Linked DNA regions of Homo sapiens: region 1 is linked to region 2. A link is an interaction called in ENCODE POLR2A ChIA-PET data of the cell type or tissue named here. Cell type or tissue: CD4-positive, alpha-beta T cell. All regions are shown on one strand. Each heading gives the region's core, and the rest is flanking DNA. Links, peaks and the distances in the headings are about the cores only.

Evidence for each region. ChIA-PET counts read pairs that join two places held together with the same protein. Peaks named below come from ENCODE experiments on the same cell type or tissue, not always from the same donor. Only the 100,000 strongest peaks of a DNase experiment are listed, where the experiment ranks them.
Region 1: POLR2A ChIA-PET joins it to region 2 with 8 read pairs; 5 of 35 experiments call an interaction of 5 or more read pairs at or near these places.

The regions. Positions count from the first base shown.
Region 1 is chr3:197,846,102-197,851,482 of GRCh38, forward strand. LRCH3 (leucine rich repeats and calponin homology domain containing 3) reads left to right here. Exons shown (of 21, transcript NM_001365715.1): 11 at 1,308-1,359; 12 at 1,771-1,920. It overlaps LOC105374310 (a long non-coding RNA gene), which reads right to left. Exons shown (of 3, transcript XR_001741090.2): 1 at 5,111-5,381. It also overlaps the pseudogene RPL17P18. Among named protein-coding and RNA genes, the nearest start is that of LRCH3, 58 kb to the left of the region's middle. RefSeq lists an enhancer at 2,102-2,161. In CD4-positive, alpha-beta T cell, for the core only: no CTCF peak of the experiment used is centred there; a DNase peak (open chromatin) is centred at 2,210; H3K4me3 peaks cover 796 bases; H3K27ac peaks cover 1,615 bases.
Region 2 is chr3:197,709,527-197,714,907 of GRCh38, forward strand. All of the region lies in intron 2 of RUBCN (rubicon autophagy regulator), which reads right to left. Among named protein-coding and RNA genes, the nearest start is that of RUBCN, 25 kb to the right of the region's middle. RefSeq lists enhancers at 2,471-3,091, 2,812-3,106, 2,815-3,184. In CD4-positive, alpha-beta T cell, for the core only: no CTCF peak of the experiment used is centred there; a DNase peak (open chromatin) is centred at 2,945; H3K4me3 peaks cover 1,412 bases; H3K27ac peaks cover 1,940 bases.

The sequences.
Region 1 (5,381 bases), core at 203-5,202, 140 kb after region 2:
ACTCTAAATGTGTAATCAGGGCGTGGCGTGGTGGCCCACACCCGTAATCCCAGCACTCGGAGGCCTCGGTGGGTGGATCACTTGAAAGCTCAGGAGTTTGAGAGCGACCTGGGTTAACCTAGCAAAACCCGGTCTCTACAAAAACTGCAGAAATAAGCCTGGGTTGGTTGACACACACCTGTAGGCCAGCTGTTCGAAAGGCTGAGGCGATATTATCGCTTGAGGCCAGGAGGTCGAATCTGCAGTGAGCCATGATCACGGCATTGCACTCCACCTTGGGCCACAAAAAAAAAAAAAAACAAAAAAAAAACGGCTGGGCGCAGTGGCTCACACGCCTGTAATCCAATTACTTTAGGAGGCTGAGGTGGGAGGATGGCTTGAGGGGCAGGAGTTTGAGACCAGCCTGGGCAACATAATAAGACCCTCATTGCCACAGAAAAATTAAAAAAAAAAAAACAAAAAAAACAAAGACAGCTGGGCGTGATGGCTGGAGCCCAGGAGGTCAAGACTGCAGTGAGCCATGATGATGGGTTTTTTTTGGTTGCCCTAATTAGCACACTGATTTCAGTGCCTGTAGATCAGCCTGATAGGCTAATCATCATAGTTTTGGAGGCCACGTCCTAAACGTCAGACAGTAACTAATCTTGCCAGTTTTAGTTTCAGACACAAAGATGAGTTACAGAGACTTGAGCAATGAAATCTGTTTCAGGAAAAGGATAAATAGTAAACTATAAGAATTAACACTGATAGCAGTGAGAAGGAAGTACTACTTTTTTTTTGTTTTTTTAAGCATTAAAAAGGGCTTTGTATTTTTCTTAAAAATAAAAAAACCAGAATCTTTATTTCTGTGTTAAAATTGCTTCATCGATTGAAAATAAGAGCAGGTGTGCTTTATAAGTACAGTTACGAGGTTCTGTAGTTGATAAAAATGACTGTATGTAAAAGGATCTCAGTTTACATGTATCGTGTTTTAATCATGGTGGTAACGAAGATAATAGTTATTTGTGTTATAAAGAAATGATGCTGTTTGCAAGGTGATCTCAATTAACTGTATTGTTGGTATTGGCTGACATAGACAGTTGATACCACATGAAACGTGAGTTGGAGGCATCAGATTTTCCTCTGGTTTCACTTAATGACTTGGACTTAGGTTTACAAAATGCAGCTACTCCTTCAATGCTAACTAGGCAGTTTGCTACTGATTAATAGAAAGCTACATTTACAATAAAAATTTCATTTGTTTTTTATGTATCTGTTTGTCTTTTTATCAAAGAGTTTTTTTCTTTCTTTTTTCTTTTTTGGGTCAGGGTTCCAGCTGAGCCATCTTCCCTCCTGTCACTATCAGCAAGTCACAATCAGGTAATGTTTAGTAGTTGTGTTTATTTTTGCTTTTTAAACTAAGATGATTTTTTTTCTTTTATAATACTTAAATTGCCATTAATTGCCAGGTATATTTAAGCATTACTAGCTGTCTCAATCGATTAATATAACATATGTACGTGATACTTGCTAACAGTGTTTTTAGACACTAGATAGAAAATCTTTACCTTCATGATGGCTTTATAGTATTAGTTTGGTGCACCAACCTAATACATATAAGAACCGTGCAAAGACGGGAAAAGATTAGCCAATAAACACATTTCAAGCAATGCTAGGTGACTTCAAAGCAAAAGTTGCATGGGTCAACAGTAGTTCCCTAAATTGATAGGGAATATTGGTAACGTGATCCTCATTTTTACTTTTGTATGCACAATAACGCTTTGGTTCCAGCTGTCACACACAGACCTGGAACTTCATCAGAGAAGGGAGCAGTTAGTAGAGCGCACTCGGAGAGAGGCTCAGCTTGCTGCCCTGCAGTATGAGGAGGAGAAAATAAGGACCAAGCAGATCCAGAGAGATGCTGTCCTGGACTTTGTCAAAGTGAGTCGTTTGAATGATGCTGTTCAAGCTGCTGACTGGCTAAGTGCTTATTTGTTTGGTCAGGCCCGTTGGTTTTTATTGTCCATTAAAATGTCGACCATTTTTCTCTCTGTAAGGAATCTTGACTAAATAGAGTGTCTCTTTTACTTGTGTCTATCTGCATGAGGACAGAACAAGTGATTATCTTGTTAACGGTAAATCTGTCATTGGACATGTCACTTTACTATCCAGCTGCCATTTCCTCAATTTCTAGTGTCATAGTAAAGATCAGTAAGATGAAAGTGAAAGTGCTGTGTGAACCATAAAAGGCCCGTGCAGATGCAAACTGTTACTCAGACCTCTCTCCAGCTTCCTCGCTTTTGTAAATAACAAAAGTTTGCTAGCCTCACAGGCTTAATCCTTTGCAGGAACTTTGATTTGTTCCTTTCTGCTCTCCACACACATCCAATTAACAACGCCATTAATATTTCTTAACGTTTTGCAGCCTCTATAGTAGTGCCTGAAATGTTGTCATTTTATTTTACCTGTATTGCTTATCTTTTTGTTCTGAAATCGTCATTTTTTCTTCATAATTAATTATTTGTAATTTTGTTTACTTAATATCTGTCTCTCATTTATCTGTAAACTCCATGAAGGTAAGAACCATGTCTGTTTTACTTACTGCTGTGTCCCTAGACCTTAGCAGGTCTTAGCTCATAGTAATGGTCAATAAGTATTTGTTGAATGATTAAATGAATTTTTCTTGTCCACTAAAGACTTTCCTGTATTTCATACTTTAACTAGAGACCATCTCCTTTAAGTACGATGCGTATGTCTGTTTTACTGTTTTACCTGATAAACTCTTTTTTTCTGAATGTACCAGACCCTTGGCAATGACGTTTAACTCTCTTTCTCACCTGATTCCTCTTCATCCAACAAGTTCCCTTGTCTCTTGTTTTCTATAAAAATGCAGGCAAATCTGGCCGGGTGTGGTGGCTCACGCCTGTAGTCCCGGCACTTTGAGAGGCCAAGGTGGGTGGATCACCTGAGGTCAGGAGTTTGAGACCAGCCTGGCCAACATGGCAAAACCCTGTCTCAAGTAAAAATAAAAAAATTAGCTGGGCGTGGTGGTGCATGCCTGTAATCCCAGCTAACCAGGAGGCTGAAGTGGAGGAATTGTCTGAGCCTAGGAAACGGAGGTTGCAGTGAGCTGAGATCGTACCACTGCACTTCATGCAGCCTGGTTGACAGAGTGAGACTCCACCTCAAAAAAAAAAAAAAAAAAAAAAAAAGTAGGCAAATCTTTTGACCAATAGCAAAAATACTAAAATTAATATTCCTACAAGCAGAAGTTCACAAAGGTACCTCCCTCCCTCAAAACCTTGTCTGCCCTGAGATGTTTCTTCTTTTTGTGCCTTTTCAACCCTCATAAGAATTGTTAATGTACTAATGGCCATGTTCTCTTGTCCTCCTTTATCTCTGTCATTGTATTTTCACACAAGTCATCTAATACTATACATACTATATCTCCTAATTTGTCTAACCATTTCTCTTTCCCTTAAGTCCCTGCTTGATTTGTTACTACATACAAACTTTTTTATATAGTTCTCTTGAAACTAACGGAAATACTTTATTGGTTTATTCTTAATAGGTCATTTGGAGGTGTTCAGGTTTCACAGATGAGGAAGCTGTAGGTCTAGGAAGATTAAGCAATGTGGTCATTTATAGTACATTTGTTTTCTTAATCAGGAGGCAAACCTAGACTTCTGAAAGCCTAACTTGGTTCGTCCATTTGACTTGATAGACCTTTATGGAATGCTGGTTGTACAAGGAATATAAAGATGCATAAAATACAAGCCCTGCCCACCAGGCACAGCTTAGACCTTATCAGGGAAATAAACACAAATAAAACAGAAAATAAGGCAGCTTATAATGAAAGTGCTAGTTTTATATTCAAGACAGTAGAAGACTTAGAGAACAAGTATCATCAGAATTGACCTCAAAAAGAAATTATAGGGACCCTGAAGAGTGAGTAGGTAGGATTTAGCCAGGAAGAAAAGACTGGATGATGGTGTAAAGGGGGGTTCGTTTTAGGCTGAGGAAATCTAAACAGGATGGGAGCTGGGAATGGCCTTGTGTGATTTGTAGATTTAAAATAATGGCACTTGCAGGAAACACCAGCTGGCCTGGAGAGTTTGTATTGAAGACTTATGGGAAAAATGAATTATTGAGATGATGATAATCGTACTTAAAACTTATTGAATGCTTATTATGTAGTAGGCACTATTTTAAGTACATTATATATATTTACTCATTTAATTCTCCCAACTCTCTTTAGGTACCATTTTTTCTTTTTTTTTTTTTTTTTCCTTTTAATTACATTTATTTTAATGCTGAATTTACTCCCGTGCCGTAAGTTTTTGTTTCTTCAGTTTCTTCTGGGATATCTTTTTCTTCTGGGCAACCTCCTCTTCTGGTTTAGGAACAATCTGTTCCTTTTCCATAAGGATCATCTCAATGTGGCAGGGAGAGCTCATGTATGGGTTAATCCGACCATGAGCTCTGTAGGTCCGGCGGCACATCTCAGGTGCTTTGTTCACTTGGATATGCTCAATGACCAGAGAATCTACATCTGAACCCTTAAGTTCAGCATCACTCTCTGCATTTTTAAGCACGTGCAGCAAAAATTCAGCACTCTTTCTGGGCCACCGACCTTGTGTCCAGCCCCACTGCTTGGCCTGCGCACACCTGCCAACTCCATCATTGTAACGTCGGAATGGTACACGCTGTTTCTGTAAAGTGACATCTTTCAGATACTTCGTGGCTTTTCGTATATGCATACCCTTGGTGGCCTGAGCAGTTCCACGAGTGTTCTTAAAGTGAACACGAAGATTGGAACCTCTTGATTTGCATGATTTCGTGGGGTTCTCCGGGTCAAGTGAATAGCGAACCATTTTTCACAGATTACCTCAGGCTGCTTAGGGAAAGAGCCCATTTTTTCTTTTTATGAACAAGGAAACACGCTCAGAGAGAATAACAGTTTACTAAGATTAAATACTCAGGAAGTGGCAGGATTAAAATCCTGTGATTAGAACAAGGCAGGTTGGCTCTGAAGCCTATTCTGTGAGCACAGTCTATGCTGCCTCTCGGTAATAATGGTTAACACTGAATCTTAAGTGCTGTTCTATGTGTTTTGCATAAATTAACTTACTCAGTTTGCCTTCCGTAGAAGTCACACAGCCAGTAAGAGATAGTCAACTTGTAGAGAGTCTTGATTAAATGTCAAATTAGTGTTGGATCTTGATCTATTAAGTAAAAGAGAACACTTGAGTTTCAAAGCAGGAAAAAACATGAGAAGAGAGAGACTTCTGAAAAACTAATTGACTTGCGTTAGAACTGGTTAGGAAGAAAGACTAGAAAGAGGAAAATGAAGAAGGAAATTGCAATAGTTAGACTAGGGTGCAAAATAAGGCATAAAAACC
Region 2 (5,381 bases), core at 193-5,192:
TGCGCCACCATGCCCGGCTAGTTTTGTATTTTTAGTAGAGACGGGGTTTCTCCATGTTGGTCAGGCTGGTCTCAAACTCCCCACCTCAGGTGATCCGCCTGCCTCGGCCTCCCAAAGTGCTGGGATTACAGGGGTGAGCCACCGCGCCCGGCCTGAAAAGCTACTATATTAAAACTGAGTGGTGATGGCAAATAAACAGAGAACAACACACCAGAATAGAAATTGAGAAGTTGATACAAATGCATAGGAAATTAAATACATTCCAAATAAATTACAGATGGAACAATTTGAATGTAAAAAACTAAGCCATAAAAGTAATAGACAAAACCATGGGAAAACACTCTTAATAACTGCAGAGTAGGCTGGGTGTGGTGGCGCACACCCGTTTAATCCCAGCATTTTGGGAGGCAGAGGCAGGCGGATCACTTGAAGTCAGGAGTTCGAGGCCAGCCTGGCCAATATGTGAAACCCTGTCTCTACTAAAAATACAAAAATTAGCCAGGCGTGGTGGCATGCACCTGTAATCCCAGCTCCTCGAGAAGCTGAGACGGGAGAATTGCTTGAACCCAGGAGGCGGAGGTTGCAGTGAGCTGAGATCGTGCCACTGCACTCCAGCCTGGGCAACAGAGTGAGACTCTGTCTCAAAAAAAAAAAAAAATCACACAGTAGAAAAGCCCTTTCTAAGCACCACACAAAGCCCTAAGAGAAGTCATAAAAGAACTGATTAATTTGACTTACTAAAAGTCAGATATTTTGGCACAGTAAAAGCCACCATAAGAAATGTCAAAAGACGGCCGGGCGCGGTGGCTCATGCCTATAATCCCAGCACTTTGGGAGGCTGAGGCGGGTGGATCACCTGAGGTCAGGAGTTCAAGACCAGCCTGACCAACATGGTGAAACCCCATCTCTACTAAAAATACAAAATTAGCTGGGCATGGTGGCACATGCCTGTAATCCCAGCTATTTGGGAGGCTGAGGCAGGAGAATCGCTTGAACCCCAGAGTCAGAGGCTGCGGTGAGCTGGGATTGTGCCATTGCACTCCAGCCTGGGTAACGAGTGAAACTCCATCTCAAAAAAAAAAAAAAAGAAAGAAATGTCAACAGACAAACTAGGAAAAAATATTTGCAACTCCCATTACAAAGGACTAATTTCCTCAATAAATAAAGAATATCTATAAATCAGTAGGAAAAGACTAAATCTACTGAAAATAGGAATAAAATAGGAAAAAGTTCACAGGGAAAAAAATTCAATGACACTTATAATATCTTTTCATGCTAAGAGAAGTGTAATCTTTTACTTTTTTTTTTTTGAGATGGAGTCTTGCTCTGTCGCCCAGGCTGGAATGCAGTTGTGTGATCTTGGCTCACTGCAAACTCTGCCTCCTGCCTCCTGGGTTCAAGTGATTCTCCTGCCTCAGCCTCCCAAGCAGCTGGGACTACAGGCACATGCCACTAAGCCCAGCTAATTTTTGTATTGTTAGTAGAGACAGGGTTTCACCATATTGGCCAGGCTGGTCTCAAACTCCTGACCTCGTGATCCACCTGCCTTGGCCTCCCAAAGTACTGGGATTACAGGCGTGAGCCACCACGCCTGGCCTCTGGTGAGGATATTTATATACATAACTTCCTGGAGAGTAATTTAGCAATAGCTATCAAAATATCAAATGCACATGCCCTTTAAGAATTCTAGGAATTTATCCTACGGTAAAGGGCAAAATTATTTATACACAAGCACTGTTACTAATAGCAAATGATTGGAAACAATCTAAATATCCATTCACCAGGGGACTGGCTAAATAAGTGATGGTACATACGTACAATGGAATATTATAAAATGACAGCTGTAAGAAAGAATGAAGAAGCTCTCTATGTAATGATTTCGGATGAATTACAAAACATATTAAGTGAAAAAGGCAAGATACAGAATAGTTACTACAGTATGCTATTATTTATATTTAAAAACTTGCAGGTATAGCAAAGAAAATCATTGGTAATTGCTTTTATAAGCATAAAAATTCTCTGGAAGGGCTGGGCATGGTGGCTCATGCCTGTAATCCCAGCACCTTGGGAGCCAAGCTGGGAGGCTGCCTGAGGCCAGGAGCTTGAGACCAGCCTGGGCAACATAGTGAGACCCTGTCTTTAAAAAAAATTTTTAATTAAAAAAAAAAATTCTCTGTAAGGAAACTAGTAAATGGTAGTTTTTTATGTGATCAGAAGGGAGCAAGACTTTTCACTGTATAGTTTTATACTTTTTTGATTATCTAGCTACGTAAAATACAGTGTTCAAAAATTAAATATTTTTCAAGTTATAGAGTGATATATATAGTACAACCTTAATGTTTTTTTTAAAACACATAAATACATAGAAAAAAGCAGAAAATATACCTCAATGTTAGAGTGGTGACTATCGCTTGGTGTTGGGATTATGGGTGATATTTACTTTCTTCTAAAGTCTTTTAGGTATTTTCTGAATTTTCAACAAAGAAAATATATTACCTACATTACATATTCAGAAAAAAACCACAGAGGTCTTTTTTTCATTATTGATTTTTTTTTAATTGGACCATCTATGCTGCCAAGAACTAGTTTCTTCTTGATTGTGGCAAAAGGAGGAATCCTTTCACTTCTCCTATTCAGCTGAGCAATCTCAGGGGCTAAATGTCTCCACATTTCTAAGCAACAGAAAAGAGGCTATCAAATATGCCTTGCCTTCTGGAAGGACTAAAAAGGTAGCCCAGATGCAGCTGTCAAGAAAAATGAGATCCCTCTAAGAATACGATCATGATGTTACAGCTTTCCTAAGGCCCTGAGTGAATTTTTAAAAATACAATTCACATTCCATAACGCATCCTCCTGAGAGCCCAGAGGGGACATGAGCAGCATGAATCACTGTATCAGCCCCTCCTCCTGACGAGGGCACAACACCCAGAATAGCTCGGTGATGACGCAGCAGCCTGAAACCTTTGAAAGCCCTCATCTTTCAGAGGGAGGAAATGAAAGCGAAAAACAAGTTCTTGACGCAGACTTTAATTCTCAGATCTTTACCAGGCAGAACAGAGCAGCAAGGAAACCGGCACGGATCTTTTGATTCTTCCCACTAGAGCCTGCAGTTGCTAAATGTGTGTGTGTCCATATGACAAATCTGCCTGATTAGCTCTGCTTCTGATTACTAACACTACTGGGGTTCTCAGGATAGGAGGCATGTAAAAAAGGAGAGAGAAAAGATAAAATAAAAACAAATAAAAAAATTAAAAATACTACTGCTATTTTGCAGATGATCATATGCTTTGATATTTTTCATTCTGATGACCAGATACTTTCACAGATATTATCACTTTTTTTTTTTTTCTGAGATGGAGTTTCGCTCTTGTCACCCAGGCTGGAGTGCAATGGTGCAATCTCAGCTCACTGCAACCTCCACCTCCCAGGTTCAAGCGATTCTCCTGCCTCAGCCTCCCGAGTAGCTGGGATTACAGGCATGCACCACCACGCCCGGCTAATTTTGTATTTTCAGTAGAGATGGGGTTTCACCATGTTGGTCAGGCTGGTCGTAAACTTCTGACCTCAGGTGATCTGCCCGCCTCAGTCTCCCAAAGCGCTGGGATTACAGGCATGAGCCACTGTGCCTAGCCAGATATTATCACTCTTAATAACTATAACAAGATATGTGAATAGTGTTTTGCATTTATCAAGCAGCTTTCATTTGAGATTCTCATTGATTTGACTTCCATTTCTCTTTCAGGCACAGATAGTGAAACTGTCTTGTAATATGGTTAAGTGATTACTCTAGATGACAGTTTAATATTAGTAACAGGGCCAAGAGAAGAACCCATTTGCTATTAGGACACAAGTACCTGACCCATTGAGTGGCAGTGCCACTCATCTGGTAGCTATTTTGGTCAGCAGCCTGGGAAACTTGCACTGAGTTTCTGTAAAACACACTGGCAGGATTCCCAAGTTTCTGACTTGGGAGACTGAGCAGGTCAATGCCACAAATAGGAAGAAGGGCAATCTCATGAGAGAACATAAGTTTAGTTTTGGTAATGTTGTGCTCGGGCCTGAAAGACAGCCAGACAGTAAGGTACAGGAGACAGCTAATCTTCTGGATTTAGAGTTCAGCAGAGAGGTGAACCTGCTGAACCCTGAGGTGGGGGTCATCAATGGGTGAGTGATCGTGCAATGTGAGCAGATGAAACTGCTTCAGGAAAATACACAGAGTAAGAAGAGAGAAGGGCATACGGCAGAACTGCATTAAAAAAAATTCCAGGCCAGGCACGGTGGCTCATGCCTGTAATCCCAGCACTTTGGGAGGCTGAGGTGGGCGAATCATGAGCTCAGGAGTTCAAGACCATCCTGGCTAACACGGTGAAACCCTGTCTCTACTAAAAATACAAAAAAAAATTAGCCGGGCGTGGTGGCGGGCGCTGTAGTCCCAGCTACTCGGGAGGCTGAGGCAGGAGAATGGCGTAAACCCGGGAGGCAGAGCTTGCAGTGAGCTGAGATCACGCCACTGCACTCCAGCCTGGGCGACAGAGCGAGACTCTGTATCAAAAAAAAAAGAGAATACAAAGACAAAAGAGTTATATAATTTGCCCAGCACCACTCAGTTAATGGTGAAGCTGAGATTAAAATGTGAGCAGTCTGATTCAAAAGTCCGTAATTTTAACTGCTACGTCACTTTATTTCCCATGGATGTGAGCAATGAGTCTAGATTCTGATCTAGGTTCTAACTGACTCCAAAGACTTTTGTCAGTCTATGATACAATGTTGCCTCCTCAGTCCTAGGATGGTGCTTTTTGCTGTTTTGGGTTTGCTTTTTTTGTTGAGACAGGGTCTCCCTCTAGGCTGCAGTGGCACAATCATAGCTCACTGGAGCCTCAACCTCCCAGGCTTAAGCAATCTTCCCAGCTCAGCCTCCGGAGTAGCTGAGTCTACAGGCATGCACCACCATGGCTGGCTAAGTTTTTAAATTTTTTACAGAGATAGGGATCTTGCTGTGTTGCCCAGGCTGGTCTTGTATTCCTGGCCTCAAATTTCTAGTGATCTTCCTGCCTCAACTTCCCGAAGTGCTAGAATTATAGGCATGAACCACCACGCGCAGCCAAGTATACACACTTTAATACCAATTAGTTGATTAGCTCTTTTCCAATGTGATTACTGGCTGAGAATAAATTCTGATAAAAAAGCAAGATGAGCTTAGAGTTCCAGGTAGTTATACGAGGCCCTGACAGGGGATGACATGAGCGAGAACACACAATTATGCCTGTATTTGTGAGGTCTGATTTTTTTTTTAAATAGGAGGATACTAAACCCCAGTGACTCACTTGACAACTTTATCCAGAACCAAAATGTATTTAAAACACTGCAAATGGAGTAACTGC